Linked DNA regions of Homo sapiens: region 1 is linked to region 2. Evidence: read pairs that join two places in POLR2A ChIA-PET (ENCODE). Cell type or tissue: PC-9. All regions are shown on one strand. Links, peaks and the distances in the headings refer to the core of each region. The heading gives the core; the rest is flanking DNA. Region 1 overlaps DLEU1 (deleted in lymphocytic leukemia 1). Region 2 holds the start of LOC124900337 (a long non-coding RNA gene).

Evidence for each region. Peaks named below come from ENCODE experiments on the same cell type or tissue, not always from the same donor. Only the 100,000 strongest peaks of a DNase experiment are listed, where the experiment ranks them.
Region 1: POLR2A ChIA-PET joins it to region 2 with 10 read pairs; 2 of 35 experiments call an interaction of 5 or more read pairs at or near these places.

What each region holds. Positions count from the first base shown.
Region 1 is chr13:50,353,048-50,363,289 of GRCh38, reverse strand. All of the region lies in intron 2 of DLEU1 (deleted in lymphocytic leukemia 1), which reads right to left. It also overlaps the pseudogene RPL34P26. Among named protein-coding and RNA genes, the nearest start is that of DLEU1-AS1, 170 kb to the left of the region's middle. In PC-9, for the core only: no CTCF peak of the experiment used is centred there; a DNase peak (open chromatin) is centred at 5,439; H3K4me3 peaks cover 412 bases; H3K27ac peaks cover 1,999 bases.
Region 2 is chr13:50,220,803-50,231,044 of GRCh38, reverse strand. All of the region lies in intron 2 of DLEU1 (deleted in lymphocytic leukemia 1), which reads right to left. It overlaps LOC124900337 (a long non-coding RNA gene), which reads right to left and starts at 8,207. Exons shown (of 2, transcript XR_007063796.1): 1 at 6,668-8,207; 2 at 1-3,140. In PC-9, for the core only: no CTCF peak of the experiment used is centred there; no DNase peak of the experiment used is centred there.

The DNA.
Region 1 (10,242 bases), core at 1,525-9,524, 130 kb before region 2:
TCTAAGTTGATGTATAGTTGCAACACAGAATCTGATAAGGAATAAATACTCAAAGTATTAAATTGGTACAAAAGTAATTGCAGTTTTTGCCAATAAAAGTAATGGTAAAAACCACAATTACTTTTGCACCAACCTAATATATAAATTCCTAAAACACAATGAAACCAATTTAAAAATGGGCAAAGGACTTATATAGACGTTTATCTAAAGATATACAAATGGCAAGGATATTCAACATCACTAATCATTAGGAAAATACAAATCAAAATCATAATGAGATACTATCTCACACCCATTATGAGGGCTATTTCCAAAAAAAAAAAAAATACCCAGAAAATAAAGTGTGGATGAGGACGTGAAGAAATCAGAACTCTTTGCACTATTGGTAGCAATGTGAAACTGTATAGTCGCTATGGAAAAAAGTATGTAGGTTCCTCAAAGAATTAAAGATAGAACTACTATATGATCCAGTAATTCCACTTCTAGGTATATACTCAAAAGAATTGAAAGCAGATATTTGTACACACATTTTCATAGCAGCATTATTCACAATGACCAAAAAGTGGAAGAACCCAAGTGTCCATGGATGTATGAATAAATAAGCAAAGTATGGTATGCCGATAATGGAATAGTATCTGGCCTTAAGAAGGAAGGGAGTTCTGATTCATGCTGCAACATAGAGGAATCTTAAGGACATTAAGCTAAGTGAAATAATACAGTCACAAAAAGACAAATAGCATGTGATTCCACTTATAAGAGGTACTTAGAGCAGTCAAATTCATAGAGACAGAAAGTCGAATGGCCATTGCTAGGGGTTTGGGGGAGGGAGGAGGGGAGTTAGTGTTTCATGGGTACAGAGTTTCTGTTTGGGAAGATGAGTTCTGGAGACTGATGGTTGTACAACACTGTGAATATACTTAATGCCACTGAACTGTACACTTAAAAAGGGTTAAGATTGTAAATCTTATGTGTATTTTACCACAATAAAATTTTTTTTACAATACTAAGTTAAAAAAAAAAAAAGAAGAAGACCTCTCGGCCAGGCTTCTATGCCTTATGTGTGAATAATGCCTTCGAGGAGAGGCTATTGGCCAAACACCAATCACCCACTGCCAAAACTTGATTCACCAGAGAATTGATTTTAAATTGTTTTTTCACATGTGCTGATGGTTGTCAGCATCCAGGGTAATAAACCAAGCCAGGAGAGGCACCCCTGTGTTTTCACAAGTCATTTGTTCCTAGCAATTCATTCATTAAGCACACCAACATTAAGCATCTTTCTGTGTTCCAGGCATTGGACAAGGTGCTGAGGTTTCAATGGGGAATAAGGCATAATCACTGCCCTCATGGAGTGCTCCTAGTGCCTAGTGCTGGGCAGGGTGGTGAGGGTCCAGGGAGGGGGACTAGAGAGAGAGAATAAACAAATAAGCAAGCAATCTTAATATTAAAAATTATGTGGAGGACCTCGCAAGGTTCGCAAGGTTTTCTTCTTCCTCTTCCGGGGACATTGTCTGCAGGCACTCAGAATGGTCCTGCGTTTGACACACCAACATAGGCTTTCCTACAATACAACCTCTAACAAAACTAAGCTGTCTGGAACCCCTGGTAATAGAATCATTTACCTTTATACCAAGAAGGTTGGGAAAGCACCAAAATCTACATGTGGTATGTGCCCAGGCAGACTTTGAGGGGTTCATGCTGTAAGACCTAAAATTCCTATGAGATTGTCCAAAACAAAGAAATATGTCAGCAGGGCCTATGGTGGTTCCATGTATGCTAAATGTGTTCATGACAGGATCAAGCATGCTTTCCTTATCGACGAAGAGAAAATCGTTGTGAAAGTGTTGAAGGCACAAGCACAGAGTCAGAAAGCTAAATAGAAAATGAAACTTATTAACAAAAATGAAAAGACTTGCAAAAAAAATTGTGTGGAGTGAATAAACAAGTGCTTCTTTGTCAAGAAGCAGCTGGAGGAGGATATTATAGGAAAAAAATAATCTGAGAAGCCACCTCCATAGAAGGTAACTCCTTGAATTGCTTAACAGAGAGGTTAAACAGCAAACTCCATGATGCTATAGTGAGATGCCCCCATTTGGGAGAAAACTGTAGGTTCTCTCCTTTAGACTTAGCTCTTTTCGGAAACCCACTCCATAAGCACACTATTAAAACATGTCAGATGGAAGAGATGTAGGTGTACTTATACATACACATATATTAACATATACATATCCAAATAGGTTCTTTCAAAGAATGACAGGTTTTGCCTCCCTGAGATCACTGGAACTTAGGATTTTGTCTATAGCTTTCTGTTTTCATGTTTAGGATTTATTTTGAACAGCAAGTTTTGCACCTGTACAGAAAGATTTAGCTGACTTCAACAACTCAATTCATCAAGTTGTTCCTGAGTGCCTGCCTGCCAGGCCCTGCTCTAGGCACGGGGACACAAGAGTGACGGTGCCTTGTTGAGACATGAGTGTCCCAGCACTCAAGGAGCCAGCAGGCTTTTGCTGAGCACCAGGGATAACAAGAGTTCCTCCCAAGGTGACTTTCCCTGGGTGGGAATATCATATCAGATGACATCTCTAGTCTCAGACCAAATTACAAACTCAAAGAAACTTGGTAGGGTGGCAGGGCAGGGCAGGCCTGTGCATGCAAAACAGGGGCCCCAGCTGACCTTCTAGGGAGGGCACACGTTTCAAAAAATTTTTTGGCCGTATTGGTTCCTTCACTCATTAGTTGAGCAACAACTACATCAGTGTTTATCCCAGTGGCTATGGGGGTCGATGGCCCCAACAGGAACTCTTTCCCTTCAGAGCTAGAGTCTCAGGACAAACGAGAAACACCTTGTGTGGAGTAGGCTCCTAGCTCAGGGTCACACGGCAGTGGTGGCAGGGCTGGGATGAAAGATCTGCTGATAAGAGTGTTCCCATCACATGCTTTGGTGGATGCACACATGCAGATCAGCATTTGGGGGCAGCCTTCCTCTCCCCTACACCTCCAGCACGTCCCAAGGCTGCATCGGGTGTGATGGCGCAGCTGGCTCTGACCCTGGCATGAGCCTAATCTAAGCAGAAGATGTCAGGAAGGAGGTACGGAGTGGCATGCTTTCCCTATTTGGTGCCTTCAAGGCTGTGCTGCCCTTGGGCTGGGCTGGCGAATGGAGAAAGCTGGTGAGACAGTGGATACGATGAAGTCAACCTGTGATCTTAAACTGGAGGGGAAATACTCCTTGTTTATGGCTTAGAGATCCCACCCCGAGGAAGAGTGCTCAGCAAACTGAGGGCAAGGCACACTCATCAAAGAACCCACTAGTTCGCAGAATCAGTCAAGCAAAGCGATTGATGCCGTCATCAAAGGAGTGATGTTATACGCAAATTACCTAGCTTGCTACAGACACTGGCAGCTTTTCCTTGCCTCTCCAACTGCAAAAGCAAATCGCACTCTACCTCCAGAAATGAAAAGAAGCACTCCCTCTCCAGGTACAACCCCAGTAAGGCACATGGGAAAAATATAAGTCTCATCCAGTGCTCAGCTCTTTCCAAAAGTCAGACACCCCTCACGTCTTCTATCCCATGTGTGGCTATGGCCCACTGTCCACAGGAGGCATTTCTCTGCTAGAAAGGTAGAGCTCTTCCAGTCTTCCCAGTCAAACAAGAAGGCTCAGCCTTTGTGGTCCTCAAGTAGCTTGCAGGGAGCAAGAAGTCGGGAAGTGGGAAATTCCAATTCCTCTGGAGTAAGGAGATGCTGTTTCTTTACTGGGGAAAGAGAGTAAGCAGGTGCATATATAACAGCCATGCTGTTAGAAGAGAAGATGTAGGATTTGAGCACATGAGAATGTTTTATTAATTTTGTATTTTAATTAGATTTTTGGGTTTTTTTTTTCTCTAGTCTGTCTTCTGTGTTTTTTTTTTCTTTTTTTTTCCTGCATGAACCAAGAAAGAGAATGGCATTGAGAAGGTATAAAAGGGTTCTTTAATACTTCCACCTCCTTGGATATACAGCAGGAGAAAGAAAGTTGGATTACTTTATACTGGGCCTTTAAAAAAAAGTCTGGTACCTTTGTATATCATGAGCTGATGTGAATGGTAATGGCGCCAGCCTCCTGGACTAAGATTCCACCAGTTTCCCCTGTGATGCAGGCCATCCCCCACCCGCACCCCAGCTGAAACAGAACTGAAACTCAGAAAACCTAGCTATCCCTGCATTAAAAAATATATTTGCAAGCATCCAGGGATTTTATTTCCGTCCTCAAAAAATTGAGAGCCTCAACATTTATTTTGTGCAGAGGCAGAGAAAGTACCCCCATAGTCTGTGGGCTGACCCCAAAACTGAGTGTCTGTGGCTATGACTATTTGATAACTGGGCTGCTACACTTGTAAGGTTTCATTTCTTTATTTCCTTCAAAATGAAACAAAGATAAACAGTGAGAGTAGTATTTTATTGTTTGAACACCAGTTTCTCCCCTTAACAATCCTGTGTTAGTATGCTATTTTCTTGATGTGATTTTAAACCTCAGTGTGTACCCGGCCAGTTCTGTATTCCAGAAGCTACTGTCTACTGCCAAGAGCTATTAATCAAAATAAATGGGTGCTTGGGATCCTGGAAGTGGTGTGGGGACTCTGCTTCTCTGTAGACAGACTACCCTCTTCTGCCCCAGAGTGGGGGCAGCAGGAGGATGATAGTGGTCAGGGAGGCACTGTGGCATTCTGAATCCCTGGTGACACAAGAGGGTGTCAACACAGCCTGTGGATAACAGGAGAAGGGCCTAAAATGTACTTACACCACCCTAAGACTGGACAAACTCTGGGGATACTTCCAGTTCATCTCCCACAATTTCTAGAGGCATCTGCATGCCTGTCAGCTTGGGCCAAGTGCACAGAACACCATCTTTGTCAAAGCTAATTCCTGGCACCTACCCAATAAGCCCAGGCTGCTTTCATTTCTACTCTGTATTCTTTTATGACATTTGAAAGACAAAGAAAAGAAAGTGGTCTTAGAAGGTAAAAAGGTTACTTGAGTTCACAGACTTGATATTTTAGGAAGAGGCTAAACTAAATTATTCCAAAGTCTTACATTTAATTTGTGCCATCAGTGACCAAACATTTTCAAGAGTTAGTGGGTATAAAGGACTGAAAAGGATGATAAAGTTACTATCAACATTCAGGCCACAGAAAGGCAGAGGAGGGAGAGAACAGTTAGAAACATATTAAACCAAAATCTAGTCCAGCCATCCCTCTAGCCCTTTTATTTTGTACCTGGGGTAGGGGGTGGGGAGAGTTGATGTTAGCTTTTGGGTTTTTGCTTGCAGCAAGCATATTTCATTTTGAGCCGGTTGTGCCAGTTAGTGACATAATGTCCACATGGTAATATGATACGGTAAGCACAAATGCAGTGCACAAACCAGACTGTGGCCTGGGAAAGACAAGCTCTGTCCATATATCAACGGGAATGGCTCGGAACTCAGGGAGTGAGTATTTTGAAGCAATCGCACATGAATTCACCTTCAGGAGATTAGAGGCTGATGTCACCAGGAGAGTGAAGTCATCAGAAATGACCTAAACTGATGGGACCTTGCCAGAACAAAGCTGCGCTGTGCAGACACACAGCTTAACTCCTTCTGGGTTGAAGATTTCTCCAAGGCTGCTTTTTTTTTTTTTTTGTGAACACGAAGAGTTTCTAACAGACGACAACAAAGCCGATATGACTCCCACACTCCTAGGCATCAGCTGGTGTTACTTGATGAAAGAGGCCCAAAAATAAGTAAGTTCCACTAACCAGATGTCCTAAGCCCTCACCTTTTCATCCAAGAGTTCTACCCTGTCTCTATAGATTCTCAGGGGAATAGCACTAGTAGGCCTTTCATAACAGCAATTGAATTGAAGTGAATGGAATTAAGCTAGCAATGGCAGATCCCCCAGAATGGCAACAGTTGGGCCCACAGAATGGTGGTGGAACAGCACTACAGAAGACAGCCCATTTGAAAAGTGGCTGGTTGCCTGAGTCTGCCTGTGATTCTCAGTGGAACACTCCATGTGCCAGGAAGCAGTAAGATGCTGGCTGTCTCTCACCTAGTCAAGCTGCTTAGCAGTGAAGAACCATCCTCTTCTCCTTGTTACCATAATTCCTGAGAGCCATTACCACTTGCTTATTTCATCCTCTCTAATGTCAACCCTTGGCTACTACAGATGCCATAAGGTCAGTCACACCTTGCTTAGGCCAAGGAATACAACATAACTTTAAAAGTTAATCATGCATGGAAAATACCTTCAGATTCATGTGTCCCCTTATGGGCAGTGGCTGCATTAACATTGCATCATAAAAACAAGCTAGATAAGATCATACTAGAGGTGGTCTTAGGGGCAGGGGGCTGGACCCGGCCTCTCTTCTGGGATGAACCTAGCATCTGGTGTGTAGAATCCGTAGTCAAGTGGGATAATGTAAATAAAAGCACCTTCCAAGCTGCAAAGTATTCACTGAAGAATATTTTGATTTCATGATGGTCCTCCACAAAGCAAGGATAAAGGACCAACAACAATAGGTATGACCTTAATATAGGCCAAATGGGAAGATGGCTGCCGACATGAGGTAGTGGGAGGTACACAGAAGAGGTCTCCTGCCCCTAAACCTTCCTCCTGATGCCTGTTGTGTACCTACAAATCCACCTCTAACAACTTGCTTGAGGTCAGTGCTTTTCAAATTGTTCTCATCACAACCTTTACAGTACTGTTCAGTACTCTCTCATACACGTACAATTGAAATAAAAGTTTTTGCAGAAGCAATACTTTCCCTACTGCCTAAGATGTGCTCTGACACTTCCTAATATATTTCATATGACTTCATTTTTTACTACTGGCTTGACCCATTAATTTAACAACTACTAATGGGTCAAGATTCACAATTTGAAAAACACTGAGAGTTAATTCCACATAGGAACAGAGCAGAAAAAAATATAAATTAGGGTTTTCACCGTAGGGAATCGAGTCCTGAGAGGGGAAAAACCCACGATGCTTTAAGGCTAGAAAGCAGAAGGCTGGAGAGAGCAAAAATCAGCTTCTACTACTTCATGAATCACTTTGGGCCGCCACTGGAGACCCTCATCAGAGTGTACCCATCTTCTCACTACATAACTCCTCCTCTATTCATCCACTCCCAAACTCATACACAATCACAGAAAGATAATCCATCCCCGCCCCTCTGCCCAGATAGAATCTAACAGAAATCAGTGTGCATTCTTACACTGAGACCAGAGAACCAAAGAGCAAAGGGACAATGACCAATAAGTGAACTGAAACCATCATGAATACTGAGACTGAAGTGTGCTTTTGCGGGATAGGAATCAAACCACATTGAGGTGAGTGCACTCTTGCATCTACTTACACATGAAATGGGAAAATTAGCTCCACTTTATCACATTAAAGTATCTACGTCAGGTTTGGAAGCTATGGTTGGCTTTCAGTGCCACTGAAGCACCACGAGATTTAGGCTGACTTGGGCTACCCTATCTTGGGCTACATGATGAACTACTGTGACCAAACCCATCCAGACACTGGGTGGATTTTTTTAAATATAGTAAATATTTACTGAGCTCTTACTAAGCTGTGCACTATAAAAAAATCTGTCAAGCTTTTTACTTGATTGTATAGTCCAAGCATTTGATTGAACTCACAGAATTCAGAGTTACGGTTATGCTTATTATCACAACCCTGAACTTGAATGGCCTTCAGACCTTGGCACATTTTGTGGGTTTTTAAAATACTGTTCAGCTTGCCACTATCAATCCTTTGGATATACTTTTCTAAAACGTCAATAACTTTCAAATGCTCAGATTAATTCTGGAATAAATACATTCTCTGCTGAGGGAGGTAATTTACTTAAAAGGGAGAAATAAAAGTGGTCAATTTCACTTTCTGTTTCCATTGAGACTAATTTTCTGTGCACCTGCCTTCAGGATTTAGAATGAGTGAGAAATTTACCTGTATTTTTAATGAAAATTCATGTTGTTTCCTTTTTTGAAAGTAACACACCAAAAGAGATAGCATGCTAGTGTGGGCCTGTTCCTAATATTTGTAAGATGCAGGCAAGAACACACGCAGGGACCAGGACTGGGCAGCCCTGTGGTTTCTTACCGAGGTCGAGGAACACTGATTACATGCATGTGAACACTTCAGCCAGTATATGCAAGGTCTGTCTTCTTTCCCATCCCACCCTCATGAGACACAGGTATGTGTCCACCACAGTAGGCACAGGGCCAGGAGAGTCTAGGTGCTGATCCTAAGCATAGTCGAGAGTGGGTTGTCAGGGTAGGCATGGGGGATAATCACAGGTGAGCCAGAATAGATGTGGAGTCCAGGGAAGAAGCAGCTTTAGCTGCCTCAAACCTAAAGGGAGTGGGGAGGTAGGAGGAGCGAGTACTGTACTAGTATTAATCCATTCATATCAATGCATTCAATGTGTCCTATTGCGTATGAGACACCCACAACCACTTAACGAAACCCATTGTTACACCAACAAAACAAACATGAATGCATGCCCTGCCCTAATCTAGAACCCAAGTTGTAGCATTTCACTCATAGAAAACAAAACAAAACAAACAAACAAAAAACAGATTTTATTTTTACTCAAGTAGCCTTTGTATTTTTTAAAAGAAAAAGCTAATATTTCTCATACGCTCGTTTTTGTATTTTTTTAACATTGCTTTCAACTAGGGACCCATTTTAACCTGAGCCTACTTTGAGCAGGTTTGTAAAGTAGTTGAACCTGATGTTCTCTTTTGCTGTTGATGTATCCAGGCCATTTGCAGGGAACAGAAAGAGAGAATGTCAGAAATGCACCCTTCCCTGGCTTAAGCAGAAAGCAGATCTTTTTCACAGGTCTATGTATGAGAAGAATGGAGAAAAGGAAGGGAGCCATTTAAGCCCATGTCTCTGGACATCAGCCTGGTATGTCTTAATAGCTTGTCTGTTACAGAGTGTCATGTAACTTGTAGGAAAGAAAACATCTCTCAAACACCTGTAAGTACATTCCATGGTACAGATGTGGCATCTTTTCCCACAAGGGACCACTGCAAAGCTAAAATCAACAATTAAGAACAGCTGCAGTCTTGCGACCAGCTGCCCTTGCTAACCCCCTTGTACAGAGGGCAAGGAGAAGGGTAATCAACACAGAAGACTGAAATTATCCTTTCCTTGCATTACTTTTCCCTCTTGTGAAATGTGCTGGAACTTCCCCCGTATGCTGAAGATGTGTTCCTAAGGCTGCACTTCTGTTTACAAAATGTCCTGCAGTGTTTCCAAGCCTTGGAGTCTGTGGTAATGTCTAACCTTCTGCTTCACAGAGCTGGGCTCACAGCTTCAAACTGCTGCAAGAGCAGATTCAAATATGCAAGGAAATTCTATTGCTTTTGAGAAAGCTCCTTCAGGAAGCCATCAAGTGTGTCATTTGGTCACAGGCTCTAGGACCCCTCAAGAACTAAATGAATAACAGAAAACCAAAAGCCATTGATGAATCATGTGTGTGGCAAATCCTTTCAAAGGATTGACCTGCCCATGAATCAGAAAAGAAAGAAGAGCCCTAGCTGAGTGGTTGGAAAACTAACATGACGAATAATAACTCATAGGTATCATGGGAGAGGAAACTGGGAAGAAAAAGGATTTCACGGTGGTTGGAGGAAGACTAATGCCATAAAATCCTCTGAAAAAAATAATAATCATCTGAAGAAACTTCCTAATACTGATGACTTTCATGTGTGTGTTAAGGACTATCTCCCCAAGAGAAATGGCAGGAAAGTCATCAGCTAAATCACTTCTAATGAAGAAAGAGAAAAATCAGAAAATAGATTATTCAGACATGCCCCTCCTCTCCCAAGCCTTTCAGGCAGTAAAGTGGGGAGTTCAGTGAGATGATCTCATGAGCTCTTCCATCTCTTAATCTTGTTCAGAGTGAGAACCTGTTTCTGGCTGTATTCCTCCCACTCCTTTTTCCTGTGGTCCTGCTGCTAATGGAGGCGTCCAACCCACAAACCTGGGATGCAGTAAATTTTCATCAACCTTCTCCATTTCACTTTTAAACAAGTTAGGTCACCTTATCAGCATAAATTGTGATTTAGAGAGATGACAGAGGAATAAATCAGGTTTGCAGGCCCTGCTGCTATGGCCGTTACATGGATGTTTGTCCCTGGGCCAAATTCAGAACTTAGCTTTGGTGCCTTCTTGTGTTTGCCCTTTCTAGGACTTGATGGTGTGC
Region 2 (10,242 bases), core at 1,461-9,460:
ACCAATAAACATTCAGTTTTTCCATAAATCCACAATTTAGTCTAGGCCCTTGGAAACTTCTTTGATCCATTATTTTTCTTTTTCCTTCTTCTTTCCTTCGTTCCATATCTGATCTATCGCTGAAGACTGACTGTCCAAACCATCCAATTTGTTTTATTCCCTGTGATTCCATTCTTTTCATTTCACCCCTGGTTTACAGCTACCACCTCAAGATTGCATTTCCTGCCTCTGGTCCAGTGGTTCTCCACCTTAGCTTAGCCTGGGGAAATTGAAAAAATAAGGATATCTGAAAGCCACCCACAGAGATTCTGATTTAATTGGTCTGTGGTGCAGCCTGGGCATTAGGATTTGTTTGTTTTTAATTGTGGTAAAATACATATAACATAAAATTCACCATCTTAACCATTTTTAAGTGTACAGTTCGGTAGTGTTAAGTACACTCACACTGTTGTGCAATCTTCAGAACTCTTTTTATCTTGCAAAGCTGAAACTCCACATCCATTAAGCAATAACTCTCCATTTCCTCCTTCCCACAACCCCAAGCAATCACTGTTCCACTTTCTGTTTCTATGAATTTGACTACTCTAGGTACCTCATACAACTAGAATCCTACAGTTTTTATCTTTTTATGACTGGCTAATTCATTTAGCCTAATGTAGACATATGTATAGAATATGTACATACCATATTTTATCCACTCATCTGTCAATGAACATTTGGGTTGGGTTGCAATCAACATTCTTGGCTATTGTGAATAATGCTACTGTGAACATGACTATGTAAATATCTCTTCAAGACCCTGCTTTCAATTCTTTGGGGTATATACTCAGAGTGGATCGCTGCCTTTGGCCTTTCAAATGCCCATAAAAGGCAGCCATAATTTGCTCTGCTGTAGACAAATGACACATCAGGAATGACTTGAGAATATTCCACCTGGCCTCACTCCAGGATTTCTTTCATCTAAAGGGGATGAGCTTTCTCTTCCCCAAGGCTTTTTGAGTCTGGCATCACCCTTTCTTAAGTGTGGACAGTGTGCACAGCTACACACTGTTCCAATGCAATGGGAGCAGGGCTTGAGCTGAGACATAGATGTATCTTCACCAATGGAAAACACGGAGAAGGTAAGGACAGATCAGAAGAGGTGGCAAGCAAAACCCTGGCACTCTGGGTTGGAGGGAGAGTTCCTACATCAAGAATTTAAGGGCTTCAGAGCCCCTGAGCACTGAACAGATTATTATGTCCATTCCTCATTGATAATTAAAATTGCAAGCAGTTTTAAGGTTTAGACTGTAAAACGGGTAAAATGAAATCTTACCAAGTTTTGGTTTTCCCTATGATATATATCAATTTTGATGCTTTTATATACATACACATACACACATGAACATACACAAAAACATACAAGCATGTGTATTAACTATATATATATATATATATATAATGTTAAAACTTTTTCATGCCATTGTTTCCTTATTTGAGAGCCTCCTCTCTTGCCAGTGCCCACAGCCATTTTGACTTTGTCCCCTGGGTCACTCAATACTGTCTGTCCCTCTGATGAGGACAAGGATTAAAACCTAGTGGTTCAGGATCCAGACCCAACTCAAAGAAGCCTGAAGGACATTTTCCGGCCCTACACATACTCGACAGGGTCTAAGAATGAGACATTATGACATAGTCTTAATACTTTAAGTACTAAGTTCAGGGTACTCTCCCAGACATCACACCACAGGATCCCGACATGAGGAGACACTTAGACAAGGAAACTGAAATCCAGTCTAAAGTCACATGGCGGCTGGGCGCTCTGGCTTGCGCCTGTAATCCCAGCACTTTGGGAGGCTGAGGCAGGCAGATTGCTTGAGATCAGGAGTTCAAAACCAGCCTGGCCAACATAGTGAAACCCCGTTTCTACTAGAAATACAAAAATTAGCTGGTCGCGTTGGCGCATGCCTGTAATCCTAGCTACTTAGGAAGCTGAGGCAGGAGAATTGCTTGAACCCAGGAGGTGGAGGTTGCAGTGAGTTGAGATCACGCCACTGCACTCCAGCCTAGGTGACAGAGCAAGACCCTGTCTCAAAAATAAAATAAAATAAAATAGAGTCACATGGCAAATTAGTGTTGCAGCCTGGTGTCCTGCCTCAGACAACTGCTCTGGACCACTGGGCTGGTGGCTCAGATCCCCCGCCCCGGCTCTCCCATCTGCCTTTGAACAGCAGGGTTCAGTCTGCCCAGCCGCCAGCCAACTGCGCCTCAGTAATCTAAGCCCTACAGGAAATAGGAGCCTCAACCCCCCTTCTCACGACACTTGTAATCCAGAGGAGTAGAGAGGATGGACATAATGAAAAGAGACAGGAACACAAATTGTTTTAAATACATAATCATACACAAAACCAGTTGCAGCTGGTACATAGGGCAGTAGGGCTGCTGCAGGGGCAGGTGGAGCTGGTCAGAAAGAGGCAGGCTCTAAGTGGAAGGGGGCGGGGGAACATGGCTCAGAGAAAGGCATGCTACCCTCCCTTTGAGCAAGAAAAACAACTGTCATCTAGAAAAGTTCCAAATCCCGAGAAATACAACATGGAGAAAAGAGGTCTGTGGATCAGGAAGGGGGCATCTTCCCAGGACACATGATGGTAGTCTAGGCAAAGGTTGGCAATTGCTAAATGTCACAAACTCATCAGTGGGCTTTTAGATTTCTATCTAGAGGCAACCAGAAGCCATGGAGACAGTGGCTTTTCTGTAGGGGTACACTGGGTCATAGTTCCCCTATGAGCCCTAAGAACTGGCCCACTTTGAGGGTGGCCTGTAGTGAGGCCAATATTTAAATAGATTCTTCAGTGTAATAAATAATAGGGTAATGATAGGGTCTAAAAGCATCAAAATAATCTTATACAAAAGGGAAACATTTTTAAAATTAACCTAAAATCTAAATAGGGTAGGAAAGCAGGTTACCTCAAACATATCCTTTCCTGGCTTTGAACTCTCCACACACATTCAAGTCAGCAAGACCTAGAGAGACGAGGCATCTCGACAGAGGGAACAGAAGATTCGAGTCTGCTCCTGATTGTCAGACCAGGTCAAGTTCTCCAAGGGGACTCCTCGCTTCTAAATATTCCTCCCACTTGTGGCTGTTTGCTCTCTTGTTCCTGGATGGTAAATTCTTCCAGGGTAAGAACCTGTCTGTCTTATTCTTAGTCAAATGCCGCCCCCCGCCCCCACCTACCCACCCACCCACCAGCAGTTTCCACAGGCCCGGCACATCCTAAGTGCTCCATAATTATTTGTTAATTGATTTTCTGAATTGCTGAGCGAGTCACATTCCCTCTTTGAACCTCAGTTTCTTTATTTATCATCTTGAAAGTCTGAGCTATATCTGATAGTCCAAGAATTTAACTCACTATGTTTGTGGCTAGCATTTCCCCAAAGGCAATGGGCTGAGATGAGGCACGCCCAAGACTGGAGAGAGCCAGAGGCCCTACTGCAGCCTCCACCATGTGTCACAGTCCCCAACACCAATCTCAAGGGTAAACCTCAGGGAGATGCAGGGGACACACGAGAGGCCAGGAACCAATGGGGAAAGACTCAATTGCAAGTTAGGAGACCTAGATCTAGCCCTGGTTCTGTTACTCCTATCTGTGACCCCGAGAAAGTCACTGTAGGCCTCGTATTTCCTAATCCATAAAATGACTGGGTAAGTCCCAATGAAATTTCCCTCCAGATCTCAGATCTTTTTTGTTTTATTTCTCTTCAGACCCAAAGTTGTTCTGTCAGAGCCCTGCCAGCCATAAAAGAGACTTGAGCCTGCTGTTATTGTTAATATTCTCAGGATCTCCTGAGCTCCAGATTGGCACATTTTCTTGAGGATATGAATGATTGAATCAACCAGAAGGAAAGAGACTCAGTTTCCTCTAACCTAAGCCACATTAGCCTAACAGAAACACATGAAAAATGTAAGGGCTTCAGTAGGGAAAATTTTGAATATCCAATATAATCCCTCCCCAAGCTGGAGTAACTGCACTTTTCAGTTTTTGCATCTGTGTTGTCACTGGGGAGTTATCTGGCTATATCTGTGTTTTAACATCTGTCAGCTAAATCAGAGAACTAAATGCAAAAATTGTAGGTCTCAGAAGCACCATGTGGTTTTTGACACTCCCTGAATGACACAGGGTCAAGAAAGCAATAAAGGAATTGCCATGAGACCCAATATAACATTTTCATCAGCAACATGGCCCTTGTTCCAAAAAGCCTTTGCTCCAAAAAGAAAGAATATGTACCCATTTCCTCCAGAACCATATTTGGAAATCTCAAGGGAGAAGACCATACAAACTGAAGCATCTGGGATGAACAAATGCCTTTCTATTTAAAGAGCATCATGTCTATAGACATAACAGAACCAACACCCATCAGCATCTACTCCAGGTATGAGTAAGCATCAACTTAAAGTGAGATATGTGTGCTTTGATATCTGGGATGCAATATTGCAGGTATCTCAGCTATGTGGACATAAATTTATGAAGGACTGGTTCCTAGGGTCCTATGGCTTTAACCGAAGGTCACTCTTTCAGCTTCTTTTGTTTTACAGATAAAGAAATTGAGCTGAAAGGTGGTGGAGTGACAGTTCAGCTCCAACAGTCTAATGCACGTTGACAGCAGGATGAGAAATCACAGATTTCTCAGGATATCATATAAAAACTGAGTTAGCAAATCACTCTTCCCCATGCAAAGTATAATGTGGTGTCAATGTCTCACAACCCCAGGGAGGCTACCAGCAAATTCACATGACAAGTCTTCCACTGGGACAAGGGTAACATCTCCCTCCCTAAAAGAAACCAAAGTTTTAATATTACCTACTAATTCTATGCAGGATCTCTCTTGGCATAAGAATATGAATGTGATAGCTAAAGTCAGGCTTCTGTTTCAAAGGCTGTTTGCTTAAATGAGGGTTTCTGGGTCTCTTGGTTTTTCACACATTTTGAACTCCACACCTGATAGCCATATTCAGTAGAAGGCCTTGCTTAAATGCTTATTCCAGACCCATGAGAATTCCATATGAATGTTTTCATTGTTCTTCCATCTTTGGACAACTAAAGCTCATTCACTCACTTTGACATGTAATTGTTTATATGAAGTCCTTGCTACAAAGCATTCATTGTTGTAAGCTCTTTACATGTGTGGCCTCAATTTAATCCTCATGACAGTCTTACGGGGTAAGTACAATTTTGTCATCCCATTTTACAGATATGGAAACCAAAGGGACAGACAGGTTAACTTACCCAAGGTTAAGTAACTCACCAAGCTGATAACTGATTGAGTCAGGATTTGAACTCAGGCTTTTCTCCACTAGAAAGTAAGCTCCATGAGAACAGACACTGTTTTATTCACTACTGTATTCTTAGCCATCCACATGGTACCTCAGATATAGTAGGTGCTCAATAAATATTTGTTGAATGAATACACTACATCCTCCTCAAACCAAAAGAATGACCCAGCATCACAAGCATCGACTTGAACCAAGAGTAAATTGCATAGAGGAGCATTTCAGGAGAAAATTCTTCATGCAACCGCCAGGCTTTGCACAAAGAATGCCAAGTCCCATTGTGTCTGCCTGAGAAGAACTGGGAGAAATCCTTTTGACCTATTTCTTCCAAGCTGCCCCTGAGCCCCCCCTTCTCCCAGGCCACCCTTATTAGGTCACTGCTGAAACTGGGTCAGTGTTTAAACACTGCAGTCAGCTTATAATGCTTTAATCATTAAAGTTTACTCTATTATCTGCACATTAAAGAAAGAAACTACTACCTCAAATCACAGCACCCAGAATCACCTTTAGGCTTTTCTACAAAACCATGCTAAGACACAGATTTAGAGTTGCCTCTTTTTTACTACAAATCAGCTCTTCCAGAACTGGACTGAAGCACACGAGGCCTCATCGCTCCACTCCTAACCCTTCTTCACAGGGCTGCCTAGCTCTTGTCTTCTGCCATTCTCCCAGGCTCCTTTCTAAATTAAAATTTTGGATTACCCAGACTCTAATTCTTATTTAAAATAAAACCTAAATTACTACCTTATGTTTGGGGCAAGTCAACACCCCGTCTGGCATCTCTCATTTCTGTGTGAGATTTGAACAAACCCACCCGGCACAAGTGGAAAATTGGTCTTGCATCACATACTCTGTTGGGATCACCACATTTGGAATTCTAGGTTTATTCTCCCACAGAGTCAAATTTAGCCCAACCCTAGAGAACGGCTCTGTGCACTCTGACATTCAAAATAATATTTGCTAAAAAGCGTGGGGGTTTGCAGGCAACTTGAGCTGCAGCAAGAGGCATGTTATTACTGACTCAACTCCTACATGGGTTCCATCTTAGTCATCAGACACATGGTCACGTCCTCAGCTTAATTTCACAACCTACCCCCTTTTTTTTCAATCCAACCACAGAGGACACAGGTAGGTTTTGCATAGTTGTTGTTTTGTTTTATGAAAGCCAAAGCATAAGTAAGCCATTATGATTATAGTATTTTATTTTAAGGAAATCTCACCCAAGGTGAGACAAAACTTATGTACAGCTATGCCTTGGATAAATGGGAGTAATGATGATTGCTCCACAGTGACCAGGTCTGAATAAGGAAGTAGCAATCTTAAATATTCTCTATGGTTTAAAACCAAATTTCCTACCTGAACTTGATTTCCCATCGGATTGGTCTCTCCTGCCAGTTTTTACCATTCACCAGCCACCAGGCAGACATCACTGATAAGGATAATTTTTCTTTGGCTGTAAAGATTGAGCCTCATTCAGGTTACCTCAAGGAAAAAGTCGATTTATTTTAAAGATAAATGGCCTAGGTCTGGCTCAGAAACTATCAGGATCCCAGGCAGTTACTTACTTCTTTTCTTTCTTTAATCACATCTCTCTCTACATGTGAGTTTCATTTTTTTCCCTTTACCAACTGATACCTTGCACATGACCAAAATGGCTGCCTTAGCTATCAGTCTACCTATGACCTTTTTGGTTGGCTGGCATAGGCTTCAGTTTCCCATCTTCTGATTCTGAAGGACTCATAATATCTGTGTAGGCCAGTGCACACAGAACCTGGTAACTGGTCAGTCTGAGCTGTAGACATTTCTGGATGTGAAGTCAAGGGACCACCCAAGTCTAATAGCTGGGGAAGGTATGGAACAGGGGTAGGCTGAAGGAACAGACAGGGTGAAATTGTGTTGTATATAACACGATTATTAAAGACAACAGGGACTGAGGGTGAGCAAGCAATACTGGGCATCTCTAGTACAAATGTATAAAAATGTTTGTTCTCATTGAGGGCACACTTGATGACAGCCATCATTTAAAATTAAGATTTCATATATTTAATACTACTATTTTTTTAACCCTCCCTTCTTCTTAAGAGTAAAATTGAACAAGCTGGGCAAAAATTTTAAGTAGTAAGTCTAATAATGCTTTGAAAGGCTGAAAGTCTTTCATCAATGCAGGATAATGTATGAACTCCTGACTTTTTCAGAAAGCTATTTGTCAGTGAACATCATTATGTCCCCTCCAAATTATCCCAACATTACAAAGAACCTAAAACGTGTAAGATGTACACAGTTTGAAATAAAATCAATAAAAAATGGTTAATGTTTCTCACCACCTTTGTTTTACAGACTGCACCTACCTCCTGCAGCTCATAAATGCTCAGAAAATAAGAACGTCCACTGGCAATTCTATCAGTTTGTGCATGCCAATTCTTGACACTCTCCCCAGTTTTCTTTCTGATATTAAGAATAATGTTTACAATGTGATAACAGCACATTCCCAGTGTGAATGTGGCTAACAACCATAAAAGCAAACACCTAGGGCCATCTCTGTTGAATACACTTTACAGGATTGGTCCCCATGGGATAAAGTAGCCCAGTGCTCAGTGAGGGAACTGTAGTATAAGTATCCATTGACCTGCAGCTGAACTTACCACTTGCTGTTTTTCTCTTATAATCTAAATCTGGAAATGTGCTGTCTGGTCAGCAGTGCACTACCAAGTCATTCAGCAAAATGCTCCAGATGCCATAAAAGCGTGCCTGGATGTTAGAAAATGAACTTGTAAAATATAGTCTCAGGATTGTGCAAAGGCTGTATTTCAGACAGCCAAAATGCTTCTGCCAAGACACCTTTGTCACGCAGCCAGGCAGCAGCTGTGTGTATTGTAGACGCTGTGGCTGTGAGTCTGTCTGTGGAGTCGCAGCCGGCCCTGCCTCTGACCTGCGTTGTCACTGAGCACCCTCACTAGGACAACATTCTGAATCCATCTCACTGGTCACTGGCAGCTGAGCTAGGGCCAGTTTCTCCGAAACTCCGAAAGTTTCAAATCGACGTTCTCTGTGGTTTAATTTCGCAAGACACATCACCACTCTCCAACCATCGGCAAAGGGAAAACACCCAAATCTTATATGACACATCTTACACGATTTGAAAAAGAGAAAGGCAACTTTTTGAAAGACACTGTAGGCACTATTTTGAAGGAATAATCGTGTTTTTAAAAATACCATGTATTCACTTGTTAAAGCTGATCTTTTTTTTTTTTTCCAGACCTGGGTCTTGGTTTTAATTTAATCTTAGGTTGATTAGTTGGTTGTTTTAGTTGGTGGTTTTGTCTTTTGTTTTTTAACAAATACTTTAGGTTTTTTTTTTAGTACAGCTACCTCTGTATTTATCAGCATCTATAAATTATATTCTTTATCCTCCATAAACTTTTTTGTTAATTCCACCTCTTAATTTTGTTCTCAACTCAACTTCTGTCCCCCACCACCACCCCATCACTTTTTGCCTTTGGTATTTGTTAGCCTTTTAACTGGTTAAAAGGCTATTCAGTTAGCCTTGTAACTGGTCTCCCACTCCACCACTGCTCCCAAAATCCATTCCATATGTTGCATTTAGAGTATCATTTGTTTATTTTGAGATGGGGTCTTATTTTGTCACCCAGGAGTACAGTCATACTCACTGTATGTAGGAGCATGGTCACAGCTCACTGCAGCCTTCAACTCCTGGTCACAAAGGATCTTCCCAGCATCCCGAGTGGCTGGGACTACAGGTGCACACCACAGGGTCTCTCTGTTATGCTCAAGCTGGTCTCAAACTCCAGGGCTCAAACAATCCTCCTGCCTCAGCCTCCTAAAGTGCTGGGATTACAGGTGTGAGCCACCGCACCTGGCCCAGAGTATTGTTTTTAATACATATCTAGCCCAGACACCGCCATGCTTAAAAGTTTTCAATGCCTTCCTAGCTCCCTTTCTACTTCTCAGAGTAATCTCACATCTTCCCTCTCCAACTGCCCATGCAGCACCTGCCTCCACACCTCAGGCCTCAGTGGTCTTTTGTCAGTTCCTCCCAACTCCTTGTCCCCTTCAGACATGGGAACATCCCAATGCCATTCCCCCTGCTGGAAAAGCCCATCCCTCCTCTTCACCAAAGGTTCTCCTACAGGTCCTTCCTCTTGGCTTCACTGCCCTGCCTCAGAAACCTTCCCCAATTGCCAACTCAGGTGAGATCCTGTTATATGCTCTCAAAACATCCTGTTCTTCATCATACTCACTATAATAATGGTAATACATCATGCATGCAATTCACTGTTGAATGTGTGGTTTTGTGCCTGGCTTCACCCTAGTCTCTCCCAGATGCCTGACATGACAGGCACTCAGTAAATACCTGCCACTTGTGGAGTACATCACCTTTACATGATATGATAAAAGTTTAAAAGGACAACTCACTATGTTTCACACATGTTGGTTTGGAAGGGTCTGAGAAAGAGACTCTTTTTTTTCTAATTTTAATTTTAGGTTTAGGGGTACATGTGAAGGTTTGTGACATAGATAAACATGTGTCATGAGGGTTTGGTGTACATATTATTACATCACCACTGATGAGAACGCTCTTTCCTCAGTGCTTCCTGTCACCCTGGACATAAATTACCCAAGTCTGGCTGAGAAGCTGACCGGTGGAACTTACAGTACAAAACTCAACTAGCCAAACTATGCAAGAAATCACAGGTTTCTAAAGTTAGAAGGAGCTTCAAGATTGTATTTATCTCGAGGAGTTCATGTCGAATAATACAATAGGCTCTTAGTTATATTTTTCCTCTGTCATTTATTTTTTTTAAACGGGGATAACTCTGTTGCCCAGGCTGGAGTGTAGTGGTGTGATCTCAATTCACTGCAACCTTCACCTCCCACCTCAAGCCATTCTGCTGCCTCAGCCTCCCAAGTAG